Regions from separate parts of the Mus musculus genome. Here regions 2, 3 and 4 are each linked to region 1. Evidence: chromatin loops called from intact Hi-C (ENCODE). Cell type or tissue: left cerebral cortex. All regions are shown on one strand. Region 1 overlaps Rasal2 (RAS protein activator like 2). Region 2 overlaps Rasal2 (RAS protein activator like 2). Region 3 holds the start of Gm30568 (a long non-coding RNA gene). Region 4 overlaps Rasal2 (RAS protein activator like 2).

Evidence for each region. Hi-C counts contacts between places; a loop is a spot of excess contacts. Peaks named below come from ENCODE experiments on the same cell type or tissue, not always from the same donor. Only the 100,000 strongest peaks of a DNase experiment are listed, where the experiment ranks them.
Region 2: a loop joins it to region 1, with 3 times the contacts of the local background. A loop is called at or near these places in 4 of 42 quality-filtered maps.
Region 3: a loop joins it to region 1, with 5 times the contacts of the local background. A loop is called at or near these places in 25 of 42 quality-filtered maps.
Region 4: a loop joins it to region 1, with 3 times the contacts of the local background. A loop is called at or near these places in 9 of 42 quality-filtered maps.

Annotation. Positions count from the first base shown.
Region 1 is chr1:157,276,929-157,284,928 of GRCm38, reverse strand. The region is part of intron 3 of Rasal2 (RAS protein activator like 2); the gene reads left to right. Among named protein-coding and RNA genes, the nearest start is that of Gm51654, 28 kb to the right of the region's middle. In left cerebral cortex, a CTCF peak has its summit at 3,935 (motif pointing right); a DNase peak (open chromatin) is centred at 3,914.
Region 2 is chr1:157,162,816-157,170,815 of GRCm38, reverse strand. Rasal2 (RAS protein activator like 2) reads left to right here. Exons shown (of 18, transcript NM_177644.5): 10 at 6,065-6,209; 11 at 6,877-7,113. Among named protein-coding and RNA genes, the nearest start is that of Gm30694, 46 kb to the right of the region's middle. In left cerebral cortex, no CTCF peak of the experiment used is centred here; DNase peaks (open chromatin) are centred at 684, 1,283, 1,743 and 3,410; H3K27ac peaks cover 3,749 bases.
Region 3 is chr1:157,074,982-157,082,981 of GRCm38, reverse strand. It overlaps Gm30568 (a long non-coding RNA gene), which reads left to right and starts at 1,351. Exons shown (of 3, transcript XR_373631.2): 1 at 1,351-1,420. In left cerebral cortex, CTCF peaks have their summits at 777 (motif pointing left), 3,468 (motif pointing right), 5,718 (motif pointing right), 6,525 (motif pointing right) and 1 weaker place; DNase peaks (open chromatin) are centred at 3,380, 5,740, 6,529, 7,811 and 1 more place; H3K4me3 peaks cover 198 bases.
Region 4 is chr1:157,141,491-157,149,490 of GRCm38, reverse strand. Rasal2 (RAS protein activator like 2) reads left to right here. Exons shown (of 18, transcript NM_177644.5): 16 at 1,659-1,861; 17 at 3,214-3,301. Among named protein-coding and RNA genes, the nearest start is that of Gm30694, 25 kb to the right of the region's middle. In left cerebral cortex, a CTCF peak has its summit at 1,745; DNase peaks (open chromatin) are centred at 4,180 and 4,745; H3K27ac peaks cover 324 bases.

The DNA of each region.
Region 1 (8,000 bases):
AAAGAAATCTAATGTGATGTGCAAAACTTCTACACAGAAAATTAAAACGGATTTAAATAAATAGAAGTCTAGGAGAGAGTTGTACTGAATGCTTGGGAGCTTGTGTAGCATGAAAGACTGGATTTAATTCAGACTGGGAAGAGAGAGAGAGGTAGACACACACACAGAGAACACCACTTTTGTAAAGTAGAAAACAGTATTATTTCAATTCTCAGGGTCAGAATTAAAGAATGATATTCCTATATTCCTTTTCCAAGTTATCATATGGATTCTCAGTTTCACCTAGAAATGACATAGATGGAGAATAGCTGGGATATCTGGGAATGGTGGTACATACTTTTAATGTCAACACCCTGTAGGCAGAGGCAGATGGATCTATGTGAGTTCGAGGGCAGCCTAGTCTTCAAAGCAAGCTTCAGGCCAGCTAGGACTTCATAAGAAACACTGTTTCAAAACAAACAAACAAACAAATAAACAATAGCAAAACAAAAGAAAGCCAGGGTACAAGAAAACAAAACAAGAATACTTAACCTCTTAACATCAAGATTTGTTTAAATCTAATTGAATAGGATTAAGAATTCTGAATCATTGTGCTTTTATGTAAGATGTACGTTATAACAAAGAGGACCTAGAGGAATAGCAAGGGGTCACTCTTTTCAGCCATTGGTGTCGGGTCAGTCAGATAATATTCATGAAGGGTAAGGGCATGTGTGTCTTCACTTCTTTCTAAATCATTGACAGAACCAGTTCCAAATGTACGATAGGTCTAAAAGAGAGAAGTAACATGATAGGCTGGTAGAAAGGATTTGTGCTGATTTTGGATTGAGGGCAATGTCTTTAGCAGAAAATAAAAAACAGTAATCTTTAGGGAAATAACTGATTCAGTTGATAGAGGTTAGAAATTCTATGTATCAAAACTTAAAGTGAAAGTGTGGTCCAGGACAGTGTGTTTCTAAGGACCTAAGACAGGAAAGGGTTGACCTAATACATGTTCAGGTTTCCTCTGGAACATGAATGAGTGGATTGGTATAGTGTTTACTGAAGAATTCACTAAACAATACACCCAATGATGCCTGATGTCCCATCCATTTAGATGAAGCTTCAAGTTGTAAAACTAATATGTAGTGTTAGATGTCAGAGTAGTGGTTAGTCTTAGGGAAGAGGTAGGAATTAGGGAACGGTATGACAAGCTCCTGGGGTGCTTTCAGTGTCCTTTTTGTTGACCCAGGCAGTGGTCATACAGCTCATGTCTACTTTGAGATAATTTGTTAATCTCAACATTATTCATTTGACCTGTATGAGTGTTAACTTACCAAATAAGGGGTGGGGTGGGGGTGGGGGGCAAAGATCATGTTGTCAGATAGATGGACTAAATAATAGGGCAAGAGAGTGAAGAACTGCCATCACCTTTGTCACATGCTACCCAGGGGAAGCTACAATAAGGACTAAAAACAAAATCGTCATAGGATTTAGCAACATTAAGGTTCTTAGTGAATTTAGTCTAAAACAACAGTTTTAATGGTATATAGTAGTAGAAGCCATACTGAAATGGCTTGAGAAGATAGTATATTCAGAGATAAAATTGAACAGCAAGAGGAGACAATTCACTTTAGGTATTACCTGTCAAAGGGATGGCAGGTTGATAGATACTCCATAAATATTGAGTGACTAAATGAGTAATGAAGATTAATGAGGAATAAAGACGAGGAAAGATAAAGGGCAGGTATGTCTGTTAATCAGTCATGGTGACAGTATTAGTGTAGTATTAATGATTATGCCATCTTATCTTTCTTAGAACTTAAAGCAGTTCATGGGCTGGTCCATTGTACTGGTTCTCAATTTGATGAGCCACCAGAAAGTGCACATATCAGGATTTACATTAATTCTGAAAAGATGCTATTTCAAGTTGTTTCTTGCATATCTTTTGTTACAATTTAATTAATCTCCAGAGTTAGAAGAAAAGGTCTATTAGGTGGGTATAATTTTTAAAAATTTATTTTCTCCAATATCTCTGAATGGTAAATTTCCACTCAGTTTTTCTAATAAAGGCATTCTACTGAGAATCCCCGAATCAACTGCCAAATGTAATTAACAGCATAATTAACAGCATAAATGAGATGGAGGAGGAAAAGTGTGTCCTTAAAAATTCTGTTGCCTGTTTGGAATTTTGGGTGTGTGTGTTTGTTTGTTTTAGACGATTATTTAAGTAATATTACTAAATATTTAAGTTTTAGAATCCATTGTAGGCTCTAGGGGTTAGAATTGGGAAAAATATGTATATAAACCCTAATTTTGTGAGCTGCTTTCTACTAAGGAGTCATAGACAATGACCCCAAGTAAAAAGTGATGTCATATTGCCTGATTTTGACAAGAACAAAGCAGAAAACAAAGCTGGGAGCAGGACTGGGGAAGCCTAAGTGTGTGGACAAACCATTTTAGCTTCCTGAGAAAGACCTGTTTGGTGTTTGTAATCACCTGACTGACATTAATATGCAAGTCACACTTACAGAAACTTAGGAGTAGGGAATCTAATTAGGAGAGCAGCTGAGTGAACAGCAGACAATCCCAGGAGACTAGAGGGAAAACAGGAGAGGACTAGGGTGGTGCCAGGCACATGGTCAGCCAGACCTTGAGGTTTGGGGTGGCTTGAGGCATTGATTCTTACTCTTCACAATGCCTTAATAGCAAAGGTGCAGGAATGGGGATGCAGAGACAAGTCAGGATGCTATTACAGTCACCTGGACAAGAATGAGAGCAACTTGAGTATTTACTTCCCTCACTATTAATCTCATGTTCAGCAGATTCCAACATTGATTTTATTCCATCCAATACTTTTTAAATACTTATTTACTTATGCATATGGGTGTGTTATCTGCATGTACATTTGCACACCAGGAGATGGTATCAGGTTTCATGGAACTGCAGTTATTAGACAGTTATGAGTTGCCATATGGGTGCTGGGAATTGAACTCAGGACCTCTAGAAGAGCAGCCAGCCAGTGCTCTTTACCTCTGAGCCATTGCTCCAGCACCATCAAATTCTTTTCTGGTGAAAATGTAATGTTTTCTGAAATGTTCATTTCAAGATTTAGAGAATCTAGTAAAACTACTCTTCCCCTTAACAATTTTCAGGTTTTAGTTTATTAATCAAAAGATTATACTTGAGGTCAGAGAGATGGCTTATAGTTAAGAGCACTGACTGTTCTTACAGAAGACCTACATTTGATCTCCAGCACCCATAAAGCAGATCACAACTCCAGTTACAAGGGATATGGCACCTCTTCTGGCTTCCATGTGTACCATTCACATGATATATAGTCACACATGCAGGCAAAACATATATACACTAAATATAATATTTTTAATTTTAAAAGACTATGTTCAAACTGTTCAGAGTTTTCACAGCGGATCCGGTTTCTTCAGATGACAGTATTCCTTGTCTACAAACAGTAATAGGAGTTGATTAGGTACAGGAACATAAGAGCTGAAATGTAATAAATGTTCATTTTTAGTTAGTGTAACTGTAACCTATGAAAGCCATCCTTTTAAACGAAATATTTCTATCATGCAAAATTCTGGAAATAGAGGAAGGTAAAAGCTTAGCAAAGGATGGTTTTATAAGCTTCCCATTTTTTGCTACTGCCATATAGTACTTTCTGATATTTATCATACATAGATCATAAGCAACCCAGCATTCCTCTTATGTGCACTTACTCCCTAAAGCTTGTCAGTTGTGATGGAACACTGACATTCTGCAAGCCAGCCTAATAGCAGAGCTACTTTCACCAACTGTCCTATCAGGTGTCCAGGTGACAAGAAGCCTTTCTAATTTTCTCTCTTATCCTCTCTATCTTGGCACAGTAGATTGTTCCTTTCTGTGAAGGTGACTAAGGGCACCTTTCATTAAATGTTATACAGTTTGCAGTTATTTTATAGTTTTCCAGCAGATGGCAGTAAAATGTCTCAAATACAGGAAAATTTTATTCAGGTCCTTTTTATAAACTGGGTTGTGGTTCCCAGTTTGCACATTCAAAATACAGGATTGGCACCTAAGTACAAAGTAGTAGAGTCCACTAAAATGACCCCTAGCTACTGCTTCTCTTAACCAGCCCTAAAGCACTGTTAATGTATTCTAATGTTAGTGTATACTAATTGATAATATCAGTACACATTAGGACATGTTAATATTAATAAAACACTGTTGTGATCGGAAGACCAGCTATGAAGAGCGAATGAGTGATAAACAATCAGGAACAGCTTTTAGCTTCATCCTGATTTCTAGGAATAGAAATAACACAGTGAACTTAAGCTTCTAATTATACTCCTTCCACAAGCCAAGTTAAGATATATTCTAAAGGATTTTACTTTGAAGACCTAGTCCTTCGAGCAAATGGAAAAAAAGAAAGGCAAACATTCATGCATGTGAGTGCACACCTGTGTACATGCCCATGCCAACACACTAAAAGCTAGTAGTAGTTAGATTATGGTAAAAAGGCATTTAAAAGAGCCAGATCTTGACGTGGTAACAAATAAACCACCCGTCATTCTTACTTTTTCTGCAAAATCTTACAACGGGAAAGTAGATGGTATCATATGATGATTAATTGATGGGTCATGTTCTCTTTCATTTTAGTGCTTTTCCTACTTATACATCTAGCCATATTTTCAGGGAGGGGGGGGGAAACAAATTCCCAGAGTATTTGGATTTTTGAGATACCAGGAAAATTAAAAGGAAGTTACAAAATAAACAAATATTTGAACATTGAAGGATAAGACTTTTCCTTCCTCCTCCCCTCACTGTTACTACCCGTGAAGCAAATGTTTGGACTGATACTCTCCTGGTAGTTTAATAGCATAAGAGGAGAGACATAATGCTGCTAACTTTCCCTAAAATTAGCAAACATGAAGTAACATGAAAGACAGTAAAATAAGCAAAGAACAGAAAAACAAGAGTCAAAACAAATAGTCAACTAGAAATTTAAAAATAATTTTCTCTACTCTCAGAAAGATAGTCTATCATATGCATATTGCCAGATATTTGATCACACTGTGAACTCCTAGATAATGTTACTTACTGAAAAGAAATGTTTCTAGTTGTGGTGTGGCTCAACCCTTAGCACACAGCTTTAGTCCTTAGCTTTGGAAAAAGACATACCTTTAGTATATACCCTTAGTTCCAAACAGTAAAGGTAAAGTTAGTTTGTGGAAGGAAGCACCCATGTTTGAAAGTGATGTCTAGTTGAGTGGCAAACAAAGTGATGAATCAGAGAAAGATTTGACAGAATAGGATCTGCCCCTCTCAGGAGAATGGAGAGGAAAGAGGCAACATAAAAGGAAGCAGCAGAGGGAGACAGGAAGGAGGCAGCTTTGCCAGGAGGGTTTTACAGAGACAGGTTAAAGAGGGAACAAGCTAGACACAGGCAAAGCCAGACTGAGCCAGAGAATGAGCCGGAGCCAGAGGATTAGAAGAGATTGTCAGAGTTAGAGGCCAAGCAGAGCGAAAAGTTAGAGGCTGGGTGAGAAACCAGGTTGGATCTATCAGTTTGGAGAGGAGTTTGAGCCAGAACAGTTGAGTTGATCAGCCAGCCAGAGTTCAGAAAGAGCTAGAAAGGGAGAGCTTATTCAGCAGTAAGTCTCAGAGACTGAAAACATTCTAGGCTTAGATAAGATTGTATGGAGTCTGGAAGCTTCCAGGACTAGTCCTAGGCCTAGGTTAGCAGATGGAGGCAGTAAACCTGGGAGACAGCATTTACATCAGCTGAATAAAAGATATATTTACATATGCATGTAACAAGAACTGAATGCTATGCAAAACACTTCCCTTTTGTGTACTTTTATTTGATACATAAATGTAAACACAGGACATATTAATGGGATTGGATTTTAATATACATGTTTATTGCATGGTGTTTAGAAGCAGGCTAAACATACCTGTGTCTTCAAACATTTGTCTATTTTTAATGATGTAAACTTTAAAAACATTTCTAGCTTTCTGAAATCTAGAGTGAACTATTTTTATCTGTAGTCACAATACTGTGTAAAAGTACATCTGAATTTGCTCATCTCTATGGCTTAGTACACATTGGCCAAGTACTCTCTTACCTGTCTAGCCTACATAAACACAAATCTACTTGGAACTTTATTGAAATCAAGTCTTTTTTTTTTATTCTACTGTAATTGAGATTATATGTATTAGAAAATTAGAAATAAAACCTGAATAGTTTTCAGCCATATCTTTTCAATTGACTCAACAAGGGTGATGTCCCTATATGGCATTAGGTAAATACTTCAAATAAACACCACTGCACAATTTAACTTAAAATTAGAATCTTAATAAGCTAAGTACATAGAAGTTATGAGTATAATAATAGTTATCTTAGGTGTGGGGTTGAAGGTTGGAAGGGCTGTGAGGACAGTTAGAGGAGAAGAATAAGTTACTAGGTTCTGTAGCACAGCAGGATAAGCAAAGTTACTTGGAACACATTGTCTATCTTTACATAGTCAAAAGAGGATTTTAAATATTTTCACCATAAAGAAATGATAAAACATTAGGGCAATAGATATTCTGATTATTTTGATGTAATCATTACTTTGTGTGTATCTTAATTAAACATAATTGTGTACCTCATGAATACATACAAATATGTCAACCAAAAGTAAAATGTTTAAACTTAGGATTGCAATTCAGTTGGTAGATTGCTTGCCTAGCATGCACAAAACACTAGTTCAGTCTCTAGGATGGTATAAAACTGGGTGTGGAACACATTCCTGTCATCCTCAGGATGTCAAGACTACGTGACATGCCTTTTAAAAAAAGTCAATGATGATGATGACGATGATGATGATAAAGATAAATATTTTGCTATACATGGCGTTAATTCCTGTAGTTCTAACACTGAAGAAATTGAGATAGGATGATTACTATGTTCATGGCCATCTTAAGTATCCTGTCATTAATTTTTAAATTTTTTTATTGATCTTTGTGAGTTTCACATTGTGTGCTCCAGTTCGACCCATCTCCCTGTCCCTCCATACCCACTCTCAACCTACGCATATACAATGCGTGTGAGTGTGTGTGTATAAAACATGTAGTCATATATCTAATGTATGAGGCTAACTATGAAAACATAGTTAAGAAGGATAAAAGTAGTTTCCTCCATGAAGAAAATTTGGTTAGAGGGTGGCTGAGATTGCTCATCAGGTAAAGCTGCCTGCTCTCAAGCCAGATTCCCAAGTGGATTCCTGGGACCCACATGGAAAAAGGAAAGAACTGACTGACTCCCACAAGTTGTCCTCCGAACATGCACACACACTCACATACACACTAAAATATAGTTCAAAAACAATTTTAATTTGTTTAGACATAGGGCTGTAGATTACTGTTTTAGCAACCTGTACAGAACTAATGAGCTCTAAACTATATACATATATTATTAACATAAGTTTATAAGCTGCTCATAGAAAAGAATGTCACATATACACAAATAAAAGCAAATTAGAACAATAGTGATCTGCTAATTTTATACATGAAATCATCAAATATGTTTTCTGGGAAGATAAAAGGAAACAAATATGATAGCCCATTAATGCCAGATTACCTTTTCAGAGGGTAGACATATGGCATGCATAAACTCATGCAAGCTCATGCATATCCTCATAGCAGCACCAAGTCAATCTTTCAGTGGAGACTTAGACGTAAAGCACTTGCTTTGGCAGTCTAATATTACTTACTAGGTTCATGGCTATTACCTGTAAAACTGATAAAATGACATAAACAATTTTTCCAAATTTTGATTACTCCACAGTACAAGAAACATAATAAAATTATTACTCACCAGGGTAGGAAAAAGGCATCCTCAGATCTTCTCACGTGAGCAAAGCTTGCTATACGTCTATAAACCACGGATAGCTTTTAATGTTTGAATTCAGTATTAGAAATGTGAACAATCAGAAAGATAGGTTAAGTCACAGGCACAGCATTTATGATTCATAGAAGACTTG
Region 2 (8,000 bases), 110 kb after region 1:
TCCTGGGCATGCTAGGGCACCTGGTGGGGTGGAGACTCCTCTGGGGACCATGGGACCTTCCGCCGAGTTTGCACCCAAGATGGCCTGGAGCTGGTGCTGACTGGAAGGAATATGGGGATTGTTAATGATGTATTTATTTTCCATACTCTGAAATGTGTATATTTTACATTCATCCCACATTTTAATTCATACTAGTTATATTTCTAGTGCTTATCAGTTACATGTAACCATCAACAATGGGTAGAAATAGAGGTATGCTGAATGATTATAGGCATATTTTGTTCATAGGGAGTTTATAACATAAGGAAATGAGATAAGGTTGTTTGTTTAACCAAAAGAGAAATCCTGTGTTTTTGCAGAGAATTTGTAAGGACAATTAGGAATTAGCATAAAAGAAGAAAGAATGAGACATGAAATAAAAAGCATAGAAGTGAAGGAAAAACTCGAGGATGCAGTAAACTTTTCAGGCAAAGGGGCATGAAAATAAAACATTGAGATATTTCAGTGAGTAAAGGCTCTTGTCACCAATGCTGCGCACCCAAATTTAGTTCCCAGGACCTATATCATAGAAACAGTGAATCAACTCCCACAAGTTGATCTGACTTTCATACATGTGGCATAGCACTTGTGGGCATGTGCACAGGCACACACACACACACACACACACACACACACGGGGGTGGCAAGAACAAGAGAGCGAGAGCTTGATATGCAGTTATGGCCTGCAAGATGTAAATGTTGTGAACCAAACTCAAGTCCTCCGCAAGGGCAGTGCATACGCTTACAGCTTATCCATCTCTCCAGCCCCTTGATTAGATTCATAACAGAAATCATGGAAGTAGGAAGCTTGAAAAGGAGGGAATTAAATGTTTACCTTATATGTAGGAGTTTTGGGTGTGATTCAGTGGGAAAGCAAGTGAGAACATACATCTACACTCAGGGTGTGAGGACCCGTGGACTAACTCATCTAGAAATGTTAAATAAAGCTAAGAAATTATCAAACCAAAAGGAAAGAGCCCAAAACACACCTCATGATTCACATCTGCTGAGAGTATAAAAGGACAAAGAGGAATCAAGAAAAATGGTCAGAGAGAAAATTCAAAAAGAGAAAACCAGGAAAACATAGCCCTGGGAGCTGATAGAAAAGATAGGAAGAGATTTTCTGGGTGCCTCCTACACGGTCAGCTATATCAGGATGAAGTTGAATATGTCAGAAACTCATTGAAGTGCACTGTGAGAAGCATATGGATGCGGATGTTCCAGCTGATGCTCTGGGTGAAGAGTAGAAGGGCTGTGCGATCCAAGTCAGTGGTAGGAACAAGGTTTCCCTAACAAAGCAGCATATTCCCATGCACGCCAGAGTGCGTCGGCTGGTGAGTTAAGAGGCATTCTGGAAGAGCATGTCTGTTCACAGATGCATATGGATACCAAGCTGAGCGTTCTTAGCGTGGTTATTGTTTAAAAAAAAAAAAAAAGGAAAGAGGGATATTTGCATAGGGGAACTAGCAGACTCTGCAAACTTTCCAGTTTCTAAAGAAGATGATGTCCAGCAGCATTCTGTCAGGAAGCCCTTACACAGAGAAGGTAAGGACCCCGTTCTAAAGCCCCCAAGAGTCAGCATCTTGTCGCTCCACGTGTCCTGCAACACAAGTGCTCTGAAGAAACAGCACACTAAGATGAATGAGGAGGAGGGTGGTGCAGAATGTGCTAAACCTTGGGCCCAGAAAATGAAAGAAGCCAAAGAAAAACTCCCGGAGCAGATTGCCAAGAGATGTGGGCTGTCCTCGCTGAGAGCTTCCATTTCTGAGGCCAGTAAAAATAAAAGAGTCCTTAAAAATCATAAATAGATGTTGGGAGCAAGGAGATTCGGAGAAGCTGAAGATACAGCTCAGTGGTAGCACATTTTTTAGTATTCATGTCGCCCTAGATTTAGTCCCCAAGACTACCTTTTCTATTCTTATATTATTATTTATTTATATTTGTGTGTATGTGTGTGAGAAAGAAGCAGAGACAGAGAAAGAACAAATCCAACTTGTAGTTGATTCTCTCCTTCCACCTTGTGGGTGCCAGGGATCCAGCTAAAACCCATCAGGCATTGTAGCAAGTACCTTTGCCCATGGAGCCATTCTGCTAGCCCAAGACCACCTCTGACAAAAAATTCAAATGGTAAGATAAAGTAGTTGTTAAATTGTTTCTCAAGTTAAATATTACTTGTGGTGCTTCAGATCCTTGAATCAAGCGGAAGGAAGCCAGACAGTGGTAGCACATGCCTTTAGTCCCAGCACTTGGGAGGCAGAGGCAGGTGGATCTGTATAAGTTTGAGGCCAAACAAGTCTACAGAGCCAGTTCCAGGACAGCCAGGACTACACAGAGAAACCCTGTCTTGAAAAATGAAAAATTTTTTAAAAGGAAGGAATCATAAGTGGTAAAAAGTAATGGCTGACTGTCAGGTCAGGAGGTCGGGCTGTGTTTCCATGCAGCACACCTGCTGTAGGACAATTCCTAATCTGAGCAAGAGGTTTGCTTTTTCACTTCTGTTATCTTGAAATCTACTCAATTGTTGTTTTCAGAGCTAATCGGGATTATGAGGAAAAACAGTTGGTTTTTCGCTATATTAGAAAAGATGCTATTAATCTCACTTACATGGGTGCTTGCTATAACTGTCAATTATGTGTCAGGGTTTGCTTTAATGATTTATGTTATCCAATAAAAGGTAACAGTGAAGCATCTCTAACAGTATTCTCTATCCTGTGAATGTGAAGGTGAGAATATTGATATTATAAGATCTATTTTGCTTAAAGGGATTTCTGAATTAAATGTCCAAAGTGATAAATGAATACCAAGTCCTTTGATACAATAATAAATAATTAAATATCTAATGAGCTTACCAAGGCATGAAAATTATTTCATTGAGCATGGGGAACAATTCAGCCAACGGTCCAAAGAGCTCTTCTAATATTCTGTAACCTAACAACATGGGCTAGGTTAAAGAAAATGGTTGCAGCTTCCAAGAACATGAAAACAACTCATGAGAGCCTCCGTACTGAGATTGGATTGTCATCTTCTTAATGAAGTTTTGTTGTATGTCATACACTTTAAGCAAAAAAGAGGTGCTATTTCTAAACTCTTTGAACTTTTTGATTTTAGAAACTGCCAATCAGGCCTGGGGATTGTTGTTCATTGGTAGTTTAATATCTATCCATCCTCAAAGAAAGTTCCCTGTCATAATGTATAGTATCATTTAGCTTTGTAGGCTGTCTTGATCTTAAAGCATACTCTCTACTGAGAAAAACTCAGCTTTATTTAGACTTAAGTCTTCCATCTGTTCGCTCCCTTTACCTGACTGATTTAAGTCAACGTTTTAGTGTCTTGTGACACAGAAGAAATGTCATCTTCGAAACATAAATCTCTCAGAAGGTGTAATTTCCATGCTGGTGTTAGAGGCAAATGCCTTTCAGCAGTAATAAGCCAACCCCTGTTGACTCACAGCTACACATGAAATGTTGATGATAGTAACAATGTGGTGATTTGCATAGAAAACACATAATAGAGCTGAGCATGGTGGTACATGTTTGTATTTCTATCAGTTTCAAGGTAAAGGCATGACTGCTTAACAAGTTTGTAGTCAGCCTGCTGTACATGAGATCTTTCCCAAAAAGGGGAAAGGGGTGGGTTGGAGTGATGGCTCAGGGGTTGAGTGCTTATTGTTCTTGCAGAGAGCCCACAATGGGTCCCCAGCGCCCACATGGGGGCTCACAACCATTCACAAATCCAATAGCAGTGAATTTGATGTCACCTTCTGATCTCCACTGACACCAGGCACTTGGGCAGTACACATACAGATATATACACATAAAATAAAACTAATTTTTTTTAATTTAAAAAGTGTTTTCAAAGAAGGGGTTGGAGAGATGGCTAAGCATTTAAGTGAGCTTGCTTGCTGCATAACCATGAGGACTGCAGTTGTATAACAGCAGCCACATAATAGCAAGGAATCCACAAACACCATAACTCCAGGTCCCAGGAATCTGACACTCTGTGCCCTCCATGTGCTTATATTCATGCAATTACAGATGAATAAATTTTTTTTTTTTTTTTTTTTTTTTACAATTCAAAGAAGAAAATCTGATAAAACAGTCTGGATACATACTAGCTAAATATTTAAACTCAGTAATTGCCACCTTGTACCTTTTATTCGTTTCAGATGCAAAGCAGCAAACTCAATTTTCAAAGAAGGACCTTTTTAGATGCAAACCTATTTTTAAAAAGATCCATCTTTGTTTGAGTGTACTACATGTTATTGGATATAAGTTGTAATTGCAAAAAGGAGAACAATTTTCTGAATTTTAATAATTTTTTAAGGCATCACATCTTTTGAGGCCCTATAGTGCTGGTACTACAAACAGTTTGTGCCTGGACCCTGAGTAATTTATTGGGCTATTTACTTGAAGAATGAAAGAAAAATAGTATTTATATTATTCATATTTCCCTACTTGTGACACAAATGAACACCCTTAACAGAATATTAGGTTTCCAGTTTGACCAATTGTTACCAAATATTTGAAGCTAATACTTTTAAGTTTACATTTATGTACCTTTAAATGAAACAGATTGTGTGGAAACATGGAATGGATATAATCTTCTAGGAAATGTTAACATTTTCTAAACATTACCAGTTTAGCGATTTTTGCATTATTAAAAACTATCTTAAAGTAGCATATTTGGTACCTAATAGTGCTTTCTATAGGGAGCCCAAAAAAGTGCCAAAACTCTACATTGGGGGTGGTGTTCCTTATCACAAGTCTACAAGGCATGTCTAATGCTAATAAAACAGCCAAGGTGCGGACTAGTTAAGTGACCTTTCAAGGCCCCTTAGTCAGTTAAGTGAGGGATGCAGGGCTTGACCTTAAATCTCTCTTGATACTATAGTGTATGTTCATATTCATTTCCCCCTGCCTCATTGGTGTGCGTGTGCGTGGGGGGGGGGGGGTATCTGCGCGCCACTTAGTTTCCTGTTTTCTAAGAGTGTGTCTTCTAAAGCACTTTCCGTCCTCCATGGTGGCTTTTAGTTTTTCTTTACCTCAGTAATAATCATGTTGACAGAAAACATTTCATTTTACTTTTGCTACTTTATTTTGTAGAGATTATTGTTGTCCTCCAAACCCCTGTTATGATGAAGCTGAACCTCAGCTCAGGAACCCTTTTGAACTCAAGAAGTGACCTTCTTGAGCCTCACCAAGGATCTTTAAAAGGCCGACTCTCTTTAATGAAGAGAGAGAGACCTGTAAGAAAACAGAACTTCCATCTCTTCTAAAACACTAAGTTCTTACACTCCTTTTTGAGAATTGTTCAAGGGGGTGGTCTTGAACATAATTAAAACTTGCTTCCTAATATTTAAACATTTGTCCTACCAGTGAGATATGCATGTGAATAAATATGCACAAAAGAGTATAAAACAGTGCCAGGCAGTGGTGGCGCACAACTTTAATCCCTGCATTTGGGAGGCAGAGGCAGGCGGATTTCTGAGTTCAAGGCCAGCCTGATCTACAAAGTTCCAGGACAGCCAGGGTACACAGAGAAACCCTGTCTTGCAAAAACAAGCAAACAAACAACAAAAAAGAAAAAAAAAAAGAGTAAAACATCGACTATTAGAAGATACTGAAGAAACATACATAGTTGGGTTACCTGTTTAACCAAGCTTCACCTGAGTTTTTTATCTGGAATGATGATATTACTTATACCACTAAGGGGGAGATCTGTCACAAGCTCATGACAATTAAATATGTTCTGAGTTTCCAATAAGAGATGCTAGATTTTTAAATCAAATTGTCGCTATTTTTATAACTAATGATGATGCTGGTGATTGGTTGTATTCTGCTTCCAGGACAAAGAGAATAAACACAGTACATGGGTGGAGTTAGCTGTTAGGTTCTAAAGCAGTGTTGCTTCATGGTCTCTCCATGCCAGGTCCGAGGAAAGAAAACTCAAGTGCTCAGTCATTTCGTATTCTATTTAGGAAGGTAGAGCATTGCTATAGTACTTGTCACCTTTTCTCTTTGATCAGGGGAGTTCATCAAAGCCTTGTATGAATCAGATGAGAACTGTGAAGTGGATCCCAGCAAGTGTTCATCTAGTGAACTGATGGACCATCAGAGCAACCTGAAAATGTGCTGTGAGTTGGCTTTCTGCAAGATCATCAACTCATACTGGTGAGCTTGTAACCTTGCCATAGAACCTGCTTTTTCTAAATGAAAGTCCACACAAGGAAAGGACTTGAAGGAAATTGCATGATTCCCCTTCCTTAGTGCTGTTTAAATGTCACCCTTCACTCTAAGCAGGACTTCTGAATCAGGCTTTCCATCTGTCAGCAGTCTCCTTCCTAATACCTAAAAGTAGAGTTTGGAAATGTGGGGCAGGGTTATTTTATTTGGTTTGGGGCAGCTTTGATTTTTTAAATTCTTAGCTAGTATGGAACAGATGTATTCATAAATATTGATCTTTTTTCTACAAGCAAGTGGTGACTTTGGGAAGATTTTCCATATCAGCCTTTAAGGATGTTATGGTGAGCTGTGTTAAACCAGATATAGTCAGGACCCTTACGCCATTTTTCCACTTAGCTAAACTAAATTTGTACTAATCCAGAGTTTTGTAACTTTTCAGTTTCAAATCGCCATCTGGCCTTCTGTGAATTTCCCACATCTTGTCAGCCATGACCCAGGCTGATCCCCATCCCTAGGTGTCTAATGGGTCCTCCTAGCTCAGCTCTAGGTCAGTGGAGTCCTGGGTTAAAGTGGGGTCACTTATCTTTCATGGGTCATGACACTTTTATATTTAGAGGTTTGGGGTTTTTTTGTGTATGTTTTCCCTTTTCTGTAGTGTCTTCCCGCGTGAGTTGAAAGAAGTGTTTGCATCATGGAAGCAGCAGTGCCTGAACCGAGGCAAGCAAGACATCAGTGAGCGGCTCATCAGTGCCTCATTGTTTCTCCGTTTTCTTTGCCCAGCCATTATGTCTCCCAGTCTTTTCAACCTGATGCAGGAATATCCTGATGACCGCACATCTCGGACACTAACTCTTATTGCCAAGGTCATTCAGAACCTGGCCAACTTTGCCAAGTAAGGGAAACTACTAGCCTAACCCTTTAAAACATCTGGTCTAAAATAATGCATGAGCATTTGCATGAGGCTAGGGAGCTGCAGACCTACGCTTACTAGATTTTTATTGCATTGTCAATAAAATTTTTAAAAGGGAAACAAATATTAAGCTCTCGTACAAACATTTATTGAAGTATTTATAACATTTAAAGTAATTTATATAAAAATATCTAATAATGTGAAAATGCTGATATAACTAGATTAAAATACTAATTAAAAGATAGAATGTCAAATGATACATATACTATCATTTTAGCAATATGAAAAAATAACACAGGTGTGAGAGTATTGGAAATAGACTAGTAATATGCTTATATCATATGTACAAGTGTTGTCAAAAGAGTCAACACTTGAAATTTAATTAATATCATAAGTTAGAGGTAGTATCTATAATTTAGTTTAAAATGGTTCTATATAATAAAAAAAATGTATACATATCTATAGAGATTGAAAACAAACCTACCCCCTCCCCAAAAGTTAACAGTTGGTTGATATAGATGAAAAGTATATGGGTGTTTATTATTCTTTCAACTTTTCTATAGGCTTAGAAAACCAATAACAGTGGCTCATACCTTCAATCCCTCTACTCAGGAGGTAGAAACAAGTGTGTCTCTGTTAGTCTAAGGCCATGAGACTGTCTCTAAAAATAGGAAGGAAGGAGAGGGTGGGGTGGGGGAGGGAAGAAAAGGAATAGACCAAAAAAAGAACCAGGAATGAGTTCACACATTATAAACTTGATTACAGATATATATGTATGTGTGTGTGTGTGTGTGTGTGTGTGTGTGTGTGTGTATGTATGTAGTATGTATGTATTGTGTTCAGACACACAAGCTTCTACCAACAGTATG
Region 3 (8,000 bases), 200 kb after region 1:
TGTGTAAGTGTGTCAGTTTACAGAAAGTGGGGACAGCGAGCATGTAAACTACACTACAGTGAGACCATCAGCAAAACATGCAGGAGACACACCCCAGTGCTTCTACGAGTAGACTGGAAAGAAAACACGGGCCAGAAGAATAACCTATAGATTAATACACGCTAAAACAGACACCACTTGTTTAGTTTAGTCAGCATCTAAACTGAACTCAAGAGTCTCTGATTCAGTCTCTAAAAGTCTTCATGCATGGTGCTGTAAGGGAACGTGAACACTAGGAAATGTTCATTTGTTTTGGTGCGTGGGGAGTTGTGATTACAAACCATGTTCTTCCTGTGTGATTTGCTAACACATTTACAGACAGCATAAATATGAAACCCAAGGTATACCTCAAAACAGTGCAAGAGAGGCTGAGGTGATGGGGGTGGGGAGTGCTGGCTTGGCCTTGTGGGGCTGGGACACGTAGGTACACACTTCTTCAAGATGCTATCCTGTTTACCTCCGTGCATGTTCAAAAGTCCAAAGCAAATGAAGCCAAAACAAAAACCAGATGTGTAAAACGTAACAATAGATGGTACATTATGAACTATTGACTTAAGAGAAGCAAATATATACAAAACAGAAATGAATTTAAGGATCCCTTAACTGCGTAGGAAAAATAAAGTGCAGTGTGGTTCAGTGGTTAAGAACGTGTGCTTCTCTTAGAGAAGACTTGAGTTCAATACCCAGCACCCACGGCTAGTGGGTCACAACTGTCTGTAACTCCAGTTCCAGTGGGGATTCGACGCCCTCTTCTGGCCTGTGCGGGCACTGCATGCACACACATGCCTCCCCCACAACCCATCCAACCACAAACACACACACACACACAATTTAAAAGACGAAAATAATCTTTTTAAAAGGTCAATAAATATTTTTCCTTGTTTTCCCACATCCATGCTTCTGAAATGTAATAGCTTGCTTTCATAGGCGCTTCAGAGAATTAAAACTTTTATGTTACTAAAATCTAAGAAGAGTTAAAGGGGAAAAAATCCAAGGAAGGTTGGGTTTCAGAAATGAGCATAGCTCTAGGCCACCAATGGAAGGCCTGAGAACCAGCTGCAGGTGCATTGGTGTCTGGGTCAAACAAGAACGTGGAGTCCCCTGTTTAGCATCCCTGTATACACTCCAGGGTCAGAGCTGTGGTCTGAGCCTTGCCTGCGGGGGGAGCGGGGCATTCTGGACACTGTGAACAGGAAGGCTGGTGCTAAAGCAATTGAATCAAGCTCTCTGCTGGCAGCCTGAGGCGGCAGAGGTTCTAAATACTCTTCAGCTGACTCAAGTCCACCGCCAGAGGGAAGACTTCCGGTGTAGTGAAGGGAGGAGGGGTTTAAACACAGAGGAGCAAATGAGCGGTGGTCCACTCTGCTGTAACCTCTCCTGGGTAAGTGGAGAATGGAGCTGCCAGGGAGACATTAGGCAGCCACCTTTGCCCTGTTTGCTATGAGTCACTTGAGGGCATTTGGAGACAGTTGTGTCCAGTCTGAGTCATTTCTCTCTCAGGTGTGGCCGAGAGCCCAGCGGGGCCAAACTTTGGCTTTTCTGGGCCGAGATGAGGGCTCCTTTGGTTGTGGGTTTTTATCGAGTACATATCAAGTATGGGCTAAACAGCTGGTGTGAATAAAGGGTGGGAGGGGAAGGAAGGTCGTGGGTCTATGAGGACTGACCTCCTGCTGAGCCCTGGGCCGTGATCCAATCCCAAGTGACACCCAGCACTAACCCAGCAGACCAGATTCCAACCCCGTGCAACAAATCCTCTCCCGCTGGATCAGTGTCTGGCACCGGTGTCACAGAAGGACATTCAGCTAGTGAGTTGGGACAGAGATTCAAGCATAACTGTCAGGAGCTATGGCCAGCCACAGGGGCTAGGCTGAAAAGCACTGTGTTAACAGTGGCAAGTTCTGGGGAATTGGTTCACTCGGTTATTTTGCTCTGGCACTGGGTCTCTCCCAAAAGCATCCCCTCACGGGGCCAGCAGAAGCCTGTCATGCGCCACCACTAAGACTGACTTTCAGCCCTACCTGTGAGCTTTGTGCCTAAGTAGGCCTTGCACCCTGTGCTCCCTCTGCCTCAGTGTGACCCCACCTCTGCCTCAACCCCTACAGGCTTGCCCACTGTCCACCCATCTGCTCAGTGGTGCTGGTGGCTCCCTAGCACTGGGGTCCCCTTGGATCTGCCTTTTTGAAGAGCTTCCCACAAGGCGTGGCCTGACATCATTGCTGCTGCATAATCAATGATGTAGCCACTAATCAATGAAAGGTTGCAAGCACATCCCACCTACAGCTGGGAACCAGGCCTGATACAAAATTGTAAACTTACCTAAAACTTTGAGGTTTCTTGGGGTGGGGGGGGGGGGCGTGATTTTAAAAAATGACTTTTTTGGCCTGTTTTCTGAGCATGAACTTGGTGATGCTGTTGTGTTATAATGGAAAAGGGTTGAACAAATCTGGAATAAGCAAATTGGATTTATATAAAGGCAGAGTAAGGAGGCTAAGACCTGTGGGCTCAGAACTGGGACTATTTCAGATACGAGGAGGGCAGGACAAGGTAAGATGGACACACAGAGTCGCAGTGAGGAGTGGTAGGGCTGGACTGTCCTTCAGGGATGGGTTGCTGAGAGCTCTGAAGGTAGGAGGTGCTTTAAATATTTACCCATGGACTCTGTCCCACCAGAACTTGAAAGGGCTGGCTGTGCCAAGTGCGATCATTAATTGCAGGATTGGAGAAACATGGCGGCTCTGGGAAAGGCCCAGGAAATAATAACTGTCATTGGTTGGGGGGCTGGAGCTCAGGGCAGCAGCCGTTTATCAAGCAGTGTGAACGTGGCTCACTATATTTAACTGTGACATGGTAAGGTGTGTGCACCCGTGGGATGTCTGTGCTTGTGACTCGGCACTGACCCAGGCTCAGATTGACCCGTGAGTGGCTGAGCGCAGTAATCAGAGAGACAAACCTCACCTTTGTCTGCTTCACGCTCGAGAGCTCCTGTTTATCTCCCTTCTTGAAAAGATGCTATGTCCCAGAGCAGTAGAGAGGCCCTTAGCGCCCTAACTTATGAAATGCTGGGTGTCTCTATTCTGGCCCAACCAGTCCCTTCCACCAGCAAGCATTCCAGGCCCCACCCAGAAGCAGCTCAGAGCCTTCTCTGTGGCCTCCGGGTCTGAGACTGTCTTCTTTGTGAATCAGTCTTTGCCGATCGATAGTAGTGAAGTTGAAAGGAATTCCAGTAATGCCAGGAGCATGAATCTAGACTTGCAAAGCTGCATTCAGGGCCAAAGAAAGCACAGGGTTGTCTATGGTACATGATGGCTGTTGCTCTGATCTCTGTAATTAGACATGTCCTTTGTGCAACCCACTGCAAAGAGGCTCCAAGGCTGTGTGAGAAAGAAGCCTTCCTCCTGCAGAGGGCACAGTGGTTCAAGCCTTCCTCCTGCAGAGGGCGCCGTGATTCACGGGGAGCCACTGAGAAGGGGCAAGAGTCCTTCCTGCAGGAACAGAGGAGAAGCCCAACACTATTCTGACATAGCAGCATGAGTTTGGCTGTGTGGGGAGTCCGGTTCAGCCCATGCTATGAGATCTGAGGTTAGGAGGCTGTCTTAGCAGGAATGGGACATTCTAATACAGACTCTCCCAGGACATCATCAGGGGAAATCTGGCGACCTCAGTGAGGGAGACGTAGGCCCTAGGACAGACTGGCAGCAGGAGAGGTGGGCAAGACTAAGTTACAGAAGTGCAATAATTAAGATGGGACACAGAATGCTGCCAGGGGCTTGTTGCTAGTGCTGAAAACGGGTCTTCCCCATGACCTTTATGGTGCATATCCCCACTTGGATTGTACAGGATAGGACGTCTGCAACTGTGCGAGGAAAGGGAGAAGGGACTGACCTTCAGGACTCCCTTGCAAGGGTTCTTTCAAACACAGTGGCTAGAGAGATGGCTCAGCAGTTAAGAGTGAACACTGCTCTTCCAGGGGATCCAGTTCAGTTCTCTCCCAAACAGAAAGACAGCCGGAAGCCACGCAGCCCCAGGGAAAGGGTCCCCATGTGCTAGAGAAGCCATGTGGGTAGCGGAAACCGGGATGTGCAAGTCTTGTCTTCACACCTGGAGAATATCCGGAGAGAGGCAACACCTCACAGGTGAGAAAAGAGGTTCAAGGCTCTGAGTTCATCTTTCTGACCCTCACGGGGCAAAAACAACCATAAAACTGCAAAAATAACACTTGCGGGGTAGCCGGCCGAGAGGCTGTGCTCTGCACGCGTACGGCAAATGTCTTGATTCTTAACCCTCCAGGGAGACTCAGTTCTTGACTTGTGGAGGTCCTGCATCAAAGGTTGAGAAGTGTATTATGTGGCTGGTGATGGAGGCTTCCTTCCTGACTGATGCAGTCTCCAGAGTGGGGTGGGGCAGGGGCGTGTGAATGCTCTTAAGTCTGTATACCCATGAGACATTTGTGGAACAAGAGTAGTGTCTTCCTGGGGTCCTCTGAGGAGAACATTTCCTAAGCATTACCTCATCCCAACTCCCGGAGAACTGACAGGATGCCTAAGATTTGCCTCCATGCCATTGTTCTAGGCCTGGCATCCCCTCTACATCCCCACTAAAGGGTCGCTCTCCACAAGGATATTTACAAGGCATCTCTGAACACACTCAGACTGGAAGGTGTCACTCCTCTTTCCTGGCAGTGAAACCCATTCATTTCCCATCCTCCCTGACAGTTCTGTCTCAGATAATAACTCCCCTCTTTTACCAAGAGAGAGAACCGGGTGGGTGAGATGGTTCAGTGGGTCAAGGTGCTTGCTGCCAAAGCTAAAAGCTTGAGTTTGAACTCCCAGGACCTCCATGGTAGGAGAAGAGTACCACCTCTGAAAAGTTATCCTCTGACCTATACAGCCATGCCACCGCACACCTAAATGAATAAATAAGTCAATAAAACAAATAATTAAATAATTGTAGTTTGGCATTTTTTCAAAAGAGGGAGCCTGACGTAGCAGTACTCTCTTGTAATCTCTCCAGTTGATAGCTGTGTGACTTCATACAAACTTTCTGTGCCTCAGTTTCCTCACCTGTAGAATGGGGACAATAATACTTAGCTCATAGAAATGCTTTGAAATTTAAAGACTTAAAAACTGTGCAAAGGGTTTTGAATTTTATTCGGCTAACAGTGGGTGTCAGCTTGTTCTACTCAAAACACTCAGGACAATCTATCCCACCCGTCCTTTGATTCTTCTTCCCTTATTTACACACCCAAATTCACCAGCAATTTCCATTCTTCCGATTCGAACCTCACCTGACTCTACGACTTTCGCGCGCGCGCGCGCGCGCGTGTGTGTGTGTGTGTGTGTGTGTGTATGTGTGCGCGCGCGCGCACGCGCACGCGTTGTATGTGTTCATTTGTTTGCACGTGTATGCATGAGCACGTGAGAGGTCAGAGGTTGGGGGAAGAGCTTGGATCACTGGGGTGTACTCTTAAGGAGACCCAAGGTCCCCAGCTTTTGCCATGAGATGCCATGCTGCTTTACCACGGCCTCAGGACGCAGCCCCACCTCTGAGGGCCCAAACCTCTGAAACAGCAGAATGAGTCTTCCCGAGGCTCCCACCCACTGCAGAACTGGATACCAGGTGGAGTGGCGATCTAGGCCGGCTCTCCTCGCTGAGTGCCACTCTGGCCGCCAGGTGGCGCTGCAGCACACTGGGGTGTTGCAGAGATGCACTTGTGGCTGCCTGAGTTCCGGTGCCAGCTGGCAGCATCCTCCGCCTAGGAGAGGATTCCCTTCTTTTCACTGTTCCCGTAGGTAGGCAAAGTTAGCAACGTAGAATAACCCTTCTCTTCTTGAAGGCTGAAAAAGAAAAGCCAGGAGCCCTTGGCATGGCCACCCTTGCAGGAGGCAGGTGTGGATGAGTCGCTTCCACTCAATGGGCATCCAGGACTAGAGTAAAGGGCAAGGACGGCTTGGAGACTAATCGCTGCCTGTGTGTAATGTTTAACCCAGAGCCGCAAGCTTCCATGTAGTAATAGTAATAGTCCTGAAGACGTCCAACTCTACCCTGGGCTGCCAGTGAACTGGCCTAGGACATGGGAAGTAGTGAGAATTTGAAGTCCATTGACATAAGTGTCACTAGCTGTACTATTGGCATTACCGCCACTGCCGTTTCTTTTCCCTGGAGGCAAGGGGAAGGCGTTTCAGGAATAACATTGGTTTATTCCTAGCATAAGAACCAGAGGAATGATAGTGCTGTGTGTTCTGGGCCACTTTTTTTTTGGTTTTTCTAGACAGGATTTCTCTGTATAGTCCTGGCTGATCCTGGAACTCACTCTGTAGACCAGGCTGGCCTCGAACTCAGAAATCCACCTGCCTCTGCCTCCTGAGTGCTGGGATTAAAGGCGTGCGCCACCACGCCCGGCTCTGGGCCACTATTCTAATGTGTTGTGTCCTGAAGTATGCCCTGGGAGAATGCCAGGATCAAGGCATGCATGCAGTTCCGATATCGCCCACGAGGTGGCGCAGGCCCCTGCGCTCTGTCCTGGGATTACAGAATTGATTTTAGCTAGGCTGGGCCAGTGAGTTAAATCGAGCACTAGACAGGCGTTTGGGGTCGTAGGCAAGTGAAGAGCTGTCTCCGCCCCCCCCCCCCCCCTTGGATTTGAGTCTCACAGAACAGTCACGGAGACCATTAGTTTTCCCAGGCCTCAGATGGACCAGAAGTGGGTTCAGGAGGGTGATGGGGTGAGATGACACAGTGGATCTGTAGTCAAAGCTAGACCTTAGGGTCAACTTTTGCTTTGATCTCTTGGCTGTATACCGCTTACTTCCAGAGCACCATCTCTGGGTTCTGACGCTTCTGGATCCATTTATAGCCTTTTTGTCCCCTTCCTGAGCCCTGGCAGTTTCCCCTCCTCCCCCTCCTCCCCCTCCTCCCCTTCCTCCTCCTCCTCCTCGCCCTCTTCCCCCTCCTCCCCTGCTTGGCCTCTCTGGTCAAGTGAGTGAGCCCGTCAGAAAACAGTATCCTTATTAGTGTTGAGACCTCCAACACCAGACAAATCCTGCTGTAAGGAAATCCCCGCTCCCTCCCATTCTCAGAACCTGTGTCCTGGGACTTCAATTCTTTTTCTTAAGCGCAGTTTTGCTCTGAGCCAGAGGTGTCTCCTCCAGTTCTCTGAGCCTCAGAAATCCCAGACCTCAGGGCTGTCAATCACTATTTCTTTATTCAGCATACCTTTTGAGGAATCAGAATAGATTCCTCCACCCCAACCCCGTTGGGTAGCGGTGATGGAAGCTAGGGTCTTCTACATGCTGGATAAGCTACAGTCAGCTACAGCCTCAGGCCTTGACTAATAAAGATTGATTTATTTAATGTATGTGAGTACACTGTCACTGTCTTTAGACAACCAGATGAGGGCTTTGGATCCCAATATAGATGGCTGTGAGCCACCATGTGGTTGCTGGGAATTGAACTCAGGACCTCTGAGAAAGTAGCCACTGCTCTTAACCACTGAGCCATCCCTCCAGCCTGCGATTTTTTTTTTTTTTAATTAGAAAATGCCTCAATATCTTTATCTATGGGTAAAAGTTTACAGTCACTTGTCTGGGTACTTTTCTCTCGCAGCGTGCTCTTCCTTATAGAATAGAAGGTTGGCTGATGAGCCAAGACTTCCAGTCTGGGGGTTTTATTTTTTGCATGATGAAAGCAATGTGGTATCATGGCCCTGCTAGCACAAGGAGTGATCTCTGGGGAAATGAGTCACCAGCACCTCCCTCCGGGTGGCTGTCCTCCCCCACCCTGGGGACGGGATGCACTGTACAGGAGGGAATCTTTGCAAGGCATTAACAATCTGGAGACAGAATGCAGCAACCAGGCCAGCCTGGCCTGTTGTTTTCACGCTTTGAGGGAGAAGTGAGAAATGCAAACCGGTCTCTTCACCTTCCCCGCAAATACAGGGCAGCCTTGCGCTAAGTCTCCTCTGA
Region 4 (8,000 bases), 140 kb after region 1:
GTCGTCAAGTTCACAATTATGTTAGGACTAGACAATCTATATCTTGGGAACAATCAATTTATATTTTAGTTTTATTGGAGTTTTTAAATTTTGTGAATAAAGACAAATTAGCTGTACAGATAATAAAATGATATCTCTTGTTTGGGGGATTTCATATAGTATTTTGGAGGGTATATGGGTGGGTGGGTGGGTTGACTGGTTGGTTGGTTGGTTGGTTTTCTGAGACAGGATCTTATACATACCCCCATACTGGCCTCAAATTCAGTCTTCTATCCTCTACCCCTGGAGCTAGGGGTACTGTTTTAAAGAAAAATAGACCTGGAAAAAATTAAGCAATAACCTTAACATTTAATTGACCATCAGAAATTAACCTTTTTTTGTTAGAAAATCATTAACTATGCCTAACAGTGCTGCCCAATCTGTCAGAACTGTCCTATAAGGCTTTCGGCCTCGGCTTTCTACATTAGCCAGAAAAATTAATAGCAGAGAAGTGGATAAGCAGTAGCTAGTTGTCTTTTCACCAATAATTAAGACGGTATTATAAGTTGTATTTTATAAAACCCCATACATATGTATCATGGGTTTACTAATGACTAAGATGAGTAGCTCATCCATGAAGAATCTCATGATTCCCACCTGGCCTGAACAGTTTTACTTTTTTAAGCATCAAGCGATCTTTTTTTTTTTTTTAAAGATTTATTTATTTTTATAAATACACTGTAGCTGTCTTCAGACACACTAGAAGAGGACATCGGATCCCATTACAGATGGTTGTGAGCCACCATGTAGTTGCTGGGAATTGAACTCGGGACCTTTGGAAGAACAGTCAATCCTCTTAACCACTGAGCCATCTCTCCAGCTCACAGTTTGACTTTCAATCACACTAACCACCCATCCACAGGAGCTAGTACATGAAGGGCCAAGTAACCAGCTGAATTACAGAATTTGTAGAAGGCTAGTGAAAACGTGTATGGATTCCAGCAGGTGGTACCAGGTCAGGCTGATGAAGCCACATCACGGAACTAGGACAAGAGACAAGATTAGTTCCTCCTTGAGAAGAGGCAGACCCTGTCAGTGCTTATGACCTGAATATTTCACACTCTTATAATTAAGAGGGAAGCAGGAAGGGCCTATTCTGTCATGAAATTGTATTAACCGATTTAATGGCAACAGAAATGTTGCTTTGCCCTCAGTTGTCTGAAGGGTAAGTTCTAGAGGAATAAAGACAGTCTCATGAACCCCAGTGTCAAAAATCCTGCAGTACAAGTGGTAACATAAGTCTTTCTCTTGTGGACAGCTAGCTTTTAGCTTAAGTCATTTGTCAGGCTTCTAACCTTTTAATCTTTTTCTTTTTCTTTTTCTTTGTCCTTTCCATTAGATACCATTGCAGATTGGCCATGGCTTGCCGCAGCTGGTGTGTTAGTGTGAAGTACATAACTCTGTAGAGTTCATAATGACAAATTAAGATTTAAAATGTGACTTTAGACATGACAGTGCTTCCTTAACATTTATGCCAGCTGACACTTTTAAATAACCTGGGTAGTAGAGCTAGGGCATGGCAGATCAGGCAGCATCTACCATGTCACCTGGGGTTCTCTGGCTAGTAACTTCCAAAGCTGATATGATTCCTCACGTTCTTTCATTTCCCCCTTTGCCAGTATGAACAAGAAATTACCAAGCTGAAGGAGCGCCTACGAGTGTCCAGCCGGCGGTTGGAGGAGTATGAGCGCCGGCTGCTGGTGCAGGAGCAGCAGATGCAGAAGCTGCTGCTGGAGTACAAGGCCCGGCTGGAGGATAGTGAGGAGCGGCTGCGCAGACAGCAGGAGGAGAAGGACAGCCAGATGAAAAGCATCATCAGCAGGTTAGAAGACCACCTGCTCTCTGATTAGCTCTAGTTAGGTACAAAGAAATGGGAAAATGGTCCAAATACTTGGGAAAAAGTTTTCATCCATGTTTATAAATATATTTTGTAGTACAGTACTCAGTACAAATGTAATTAATGACTGTGTCTCTCAGGCATCGGCCCAGATGAAATCTGGTATACTTTTATGAAGATAAAGTAGGACCTTTTTTTCTTTAACCATAACAATATTAGAGGAAAAAAGAGGGGGAAACTAGGAATTTACTTTGAAGTTTTAGATAAAGATTGGGTTTTCAAAATCTACAATACTAAGATTTAACTTGGTTTTCCCAAGACAAATCCAAAAACAAAGCAGTCTCACTGGATGTCTTTAGGGCCAGACCAAAAAGTGCCATAGATGCCAAAAAAGGAAAGAAGAAAAATGTCTAACTGTATTTGCAGATCACTCACTATGGCCAAGTACTTTTTTAATCACTTTGTAAATAGTACTTTGTTTTATCTTATCTGCTCTCTGAACCAGATATTATTATCACTTCTTTACAGATAGAAAAATTGTCAATACTTGCATGCCCAAGGTAGCATAGTCAGTGGAGACCTAGGATTGGAGCCAGGCATCAGGCTTCAGATCATAACCACTAGCTTTGATCATTCTACATACTGTGGGCAAAGAAAGAGAACATAAAAAGGGTTGCTGTCCGAGTAGCCTGGAAGTGACCTGGTACTAAGAGTGATGGGACTAGAACTGAAGAATTGTGCATAAATGGATTGAGATGTGAGGAGGAAACGAGATCTCATGGAATGCCCTGTAGGAAACATTACTGTCAAGGGAGAAGGGAGACAGGATGGTAACTACAGTATAACTCAAGAGGAAGAGTAGATGGTTTGCAGCAGGCATGCTGGTGCTTGCACATACTAACTCCAGCATTCAGGAGGTAGAGAGGAGTACCTGGAGTTTAAAGCCAGCATCAATTTCATAGCAAGCTTAAGGCTAGCCTGAACTACATGAGATACTCTCTCAATAATAAATAATGTAAAAAGTAGATAGCCTTTTTTTTGTTTTGTTGGTTTTGTTCATTTGCTCTTTTAAGATGCTTGCAAAAAGAGTAATCTAATAGGAAGATGATTACTAGAATATTCCTCTTAAGAAAATGTAATGTTATAGACTCAATCACAGATAAAAGACTCAATTAAGACGTCTTCTTTTAAGGGCAGATAGGAGAGGAGAAGAAAGAAAAGGTTATTACAATAAAAGAGGTCTTCTGTTGGGAAACAGATGTTTTAAGTTTCTCATTCTCTGTGTTGCCTAGCCCTGTCTTTGAAAATATCAATACCTTCTTCCTACCACATTCTAGGCTAATGGCTGTGGAAGAAGAATTAAAGAAAGATCATGCTGAGATGCAAGCAGTTATTGATGCAAAGCAGAAAATAATTGATGCACAGGTAAGCAGGCCCTGAACTTAGTGAAAACACTTGTTTTAATAGCTTTTACTCTCTGACTTCCCATCCTTGCAAATGGCAAATCAGTAGAAAACAAGATACTGGAAGTTTCTTGGCATTATCCTTTGAATATTGGATGAGTTTCCATATGACCTCCATATTGATATAGCATTAATATTAGTGTGTAAAGTACTGTGTATTTAATGTAGTTGTTTGACAAGTCTTAGCAAGGTACATGATGAAGTTGGCTTCTCTCCTTGAGGAAAGGAGGGCATTCTCTAAGAAGGAAACTGTAGAAAAGTGCACTGCATATATCTGGGTTGTGACCTACACTAACCATTGCTTGGCTGTGTTCTGCACGGTCTTGTCAGTCACATCCACTGCCATCCACGCCTAGTCACAGCAAAGGAATTGTAGAGGAAAGATAAGGTTGTAGGAGACAGCTTTCCTTGTTATCCTTTTGGTTCAAGGGTTGGCATTGCCGCTTGGAATGTGCTTGGCTGCCCTTCTTTGTTGGTGCTATGCTCAGAAAGCCTCTGGATAAAACTATTTTTAAAAATATTGATAAAATTAGAACCTAGGTTTCTATTGATGACAGCTTACACCTAGTAGAATGATACCCTTCACAAGGAAACACACCATTGATCAGAGCAAAATCTAGTATATATGGAATATTTCCAATTCCTTGTTGCTTTATCACTGTAGAGTATGATTTATTTCTTATATGGAAATAAGTTACAAAAGGCAATTACAGTTTTGATAGTGATTTATCTAACCACATCTCCGGGGAAAACTAGCCAAGCCCCCAGTATTCTTACACATGCCCTTCAACAAGCAAATTTTCTTATGAGCTCAGTGTAAAGTGGGTTTATTTTTCAAACTAGGAGCACAGCTGTGGGAGGGCGCTTCCCAGGCGTCATCTGTCTTGAAGCCTTGAAGCACACTGGGCTTAGAAGCTCGTTGTGAGATGTGATGCTTTCTTACATACATAGCTCCCAAACTGTTTTAGAGTCAAATTCTGGATGTTTGACCTCTTTTGAGCCAGAGAAATATATGCTATGATTACCTTACATGCCCTTCTTACTTTTATTCTTTCAAGGTATTCCCAAGGTAAGCTAGGAAGAATAGTAGAAACAAGGCCATATTGCCATATTATCAGATTTAAAAAAAAATATATCACTCCTTAATCTTAAGAGAAATAGCATAGATAAAGATAGTAATTTCCTCAAGAAAACTAGTGCTGAAAAGTTTCCCCTTTGGATTCGCGGTATAACAATGTGAAGCAATGTGAGCCTTATTAGTAATCACACAGCGAGATCTTAGTGCTGGAACACAGCAGATTTCAGCCAATTTTAGTGCAGTCTTAAGCAGAGGGAACTTGCCAGCAACACAGTATGACTCTGTATGCTGGCTGGCAGGACAGCTCCAGCACTAGTTTCCAGGGAGTTTCACCTCCACCTGTCTCCAGTTTTGATGTTAAATATAAAGCAGAAAGTGGTCAATAAAGATGGAATCCAGGAAGGGAATTTGATTGACCAGAAGTCAGAAGCTCTCAGAGGTGGAAACAATGGTATCCTCAGAGCTCAGGCAGTCAGACTTATGGTCTGGCAGTTTGCTTTTCCAATGGCTTGGTTCTCTGGACTATTTCCATTGAACCAAGGTACCTTCCATAAACCAATACACTCACTGACTACACAACCATGAAGACCACTCTCAACTAATGGGTCAGAACATTCTGGGTTTGATTAAATGTGATGTGCTTCCCACTAAAGCATAGGCTTTATTATAGTATAAATCCCTCTATGAAAGCTAATATAGATCCATCAAGAATACTCAGACTGAACCACATTTGAAAACTGCTGCACAAACTATAAATACCAAGGCAGCTCAAAATATAATAGTGTCTTAAAAGGGAGCATTCTCAATCCAAGCTGCTGGCTTACTGGTACATAGAATCGTAGAATAGCAAGACTGTACATACTTATTCATTGTAATGAATGGCTTATTATCAGATTATTTTCTGCAAGAACAAATCTTATCTCTTAAGTGAGTGTTGAAGCAGAGTAGTCCTCTTGGCTTCATTTCTTCAATGATGACATGTTTGGGAATAATAGTCTACCTAGGAGGCAATCTATACTTTGATATATCAGCCCTGTGTCTTACTGTCAATAATAGTAAAAAATCATTTCTAAAATGGAAATAGTTACTTTCTTTGCACTAGGATTAATTATATCATTTTTCAGAACACTAGCACTCAGGTACCCAGGAGTGGTTTTCATCTCTCGTGGCAGCCCCTGCTCCTTGACAGGGAGTTCAGCTTCTCCCTCTCCATGAGTCAGTTCATGCTGCAAAGCACAGGCCCACATCAGTAGTCCCTTTCTAGCAGGACTGCAAACGGATGAGTGGCAGAATCACCCGTCCTGAACCTCACAGCTCACTGGGGTCACAGTGATAGCACCAAAGACTATACGAAGTGTGGCACCTTTCACCCCTGTGACAGGATGGAGAACAGAGAGGGGCTTCTTCCTATGAGAAACAAAGCAGCTGCCTAGTTACTATTGCAAGTGATATCTCCACTGTGTTAAATTACAGGTCATAAATGGAAATGAGATTATTCAAACAGGCAAGTAAACCCTGTCGTTCTCTAGCTGAGCAGTCCCCAGCCCTGGCCAGTGCACTGGCCTCCTACACATTCCAGCTCCGGGCACTCCCGTGTTAAGTCCTTCCTGTCAGGAATGTTAGATTGCTTTGCATTCTAACCCAGGCAGAATCAAATGGCATAGCAACTTGGGCCAGCTGAGCCTTGGTTTCCTGTTTGAGATTGTTTTTAGTTTAGTGGGGGTATTTTTTATTCCATTAATTTCTGTTTCATTTTGAAAGCTGGCAGTGGGGAAAACAAAGGGAGTTTCTCTGCTTAGAAACTTTGAGATATCTAGTAGGGGAGGTTGTTTGCTATCAGTTATTTGCAGGTAATATATAATCGCAATCCTTCTCAGGCTCTTTTTTTACCTTTTATGACTAAACTTGATTTTTAAAAGAGCTGGGAGATTGTCTTGTTTTGTTTTTGTGACTGCTTGATTTTTTTATGAACCCCAGGACCAGTGTTTTTCTTAGTATTGGGGCCTTATCATTTGTTACTGAACTAACTTTCCTTGCCTATTCTAAAAAAATGCCAGTTATGGTAAAAACTTTTTATTTATATAATACATAAGAAATTTGATACTGACAAAAATGAAACAAATATTTATTTAAAAATGTAAGTACCGTTTATTCCATTTAGGGGTAATTACATAGTGTGAAGAGGGGAATTATATTTGGAATCTACCTCTTAGTTTTTAGCCTATCCTTACTTATTGTCTTTGAAAAGACCTGTATTTGTTCTCCCAGTAAATTCCACTAACTATAATTTTTAAGTAATTACTATTTTTTAAAAGGATAATAAATCTGTCTTTGAGTTACTCCTGTTCTTAAAACAAGTCATCTTTCTTTTTTCTTTTTTCTTTTTTTTTTTTTCTTTTTGGGTTTCTGGGTTTTTTTGTTTTTTTTATTTTATTTTATTTTTTTTTTTTGGTGTTTTTTTGAGACAGGGTTTCTCTGTGTAGTCCTGGCTGTCCTGGAACTCATTTTGTAGACCAGGCTGGCCTCGAACTCAGAAATCCGCCTGCCTCTGCCTCCCGAGTGCTGGGATTAAAGGCGTGTGCCACCACGCCCGGCTTGTTTTTTTAAGACAGGGATTTTTTATGTAGCCCTGGCTGGCCTGGAACTCAGTCTGTAAACCAGGCTGGCCTCAAACTCACAGAGATCCACCTGCCTCTGCTTCCTGAGTACTGAGATACAGGTGTGTGTGTCCACCACCTCCTAGCCACAAGTCATGTGTTTTGTTTTGTTTTGTTTTAAATATATATATATATAGTAAGTGGATAGTTAATAATACTGATTCTGTATCTTACCACCTGAGTCTTGCACCAGAGAATGGGAATTATTTAAAGGAATAATAATAGCAGTAGTTGGGTTGCTTTTGTTTTTTCATACATTTAAACTGAAGCCACCAACCCCTTCTGCCATAAAGACAACTTCCTGCTTGCAACAAAGAGGGGAGGGGGAGAGAGAGAGAGAGAGAGAGAGAGAGAGAGGGGCAAGCATTGCTTGATGCTGTAGTCACCTATGGCTTTACCCAGACTCCCTCACCAGCACCCGCCCACCCCGGTCCCCTGACCGTCACTAGGCTTGCTCTTGGCAGCTCGTGTCCCAGCAGAGCAGTACTAGGTCCCCAGCATGACTAAACTTTGTCCATGTCTTCCTGGATAAACTCAGAGAAAAGAAAGCTTCATTTGTGTTAAGGTTGGTCCTCATGGGCTATTTCCTTTTCAAATCGTGAGGATAGGACGAGATTGTCTTTCTCTGTCTTTATTTTCTGAAAAATAAGTAATTCATGTTTGTTGGGAAAGTCCCAGGGTATAAAGATGAAAGTCTCCTAACTTTTGTGAGACTGATAATGTTTTATCCTACTGTAAAACATTTGAGGGGGGGGGGGGAATGTCCATCCATCCCCTCTCTCTGGTGGATATGTGAAAATTCAACAACCCGTAGTTCCAAAAGCATTGCTTTTGTTTTATTTTATTTTAAAATCCAAGAGTAAAATGAAAGTGTGCCATTACTGGGCAGCTTTCCTGGAGTCACTGAGCTGGAATGGGTCTAGGAG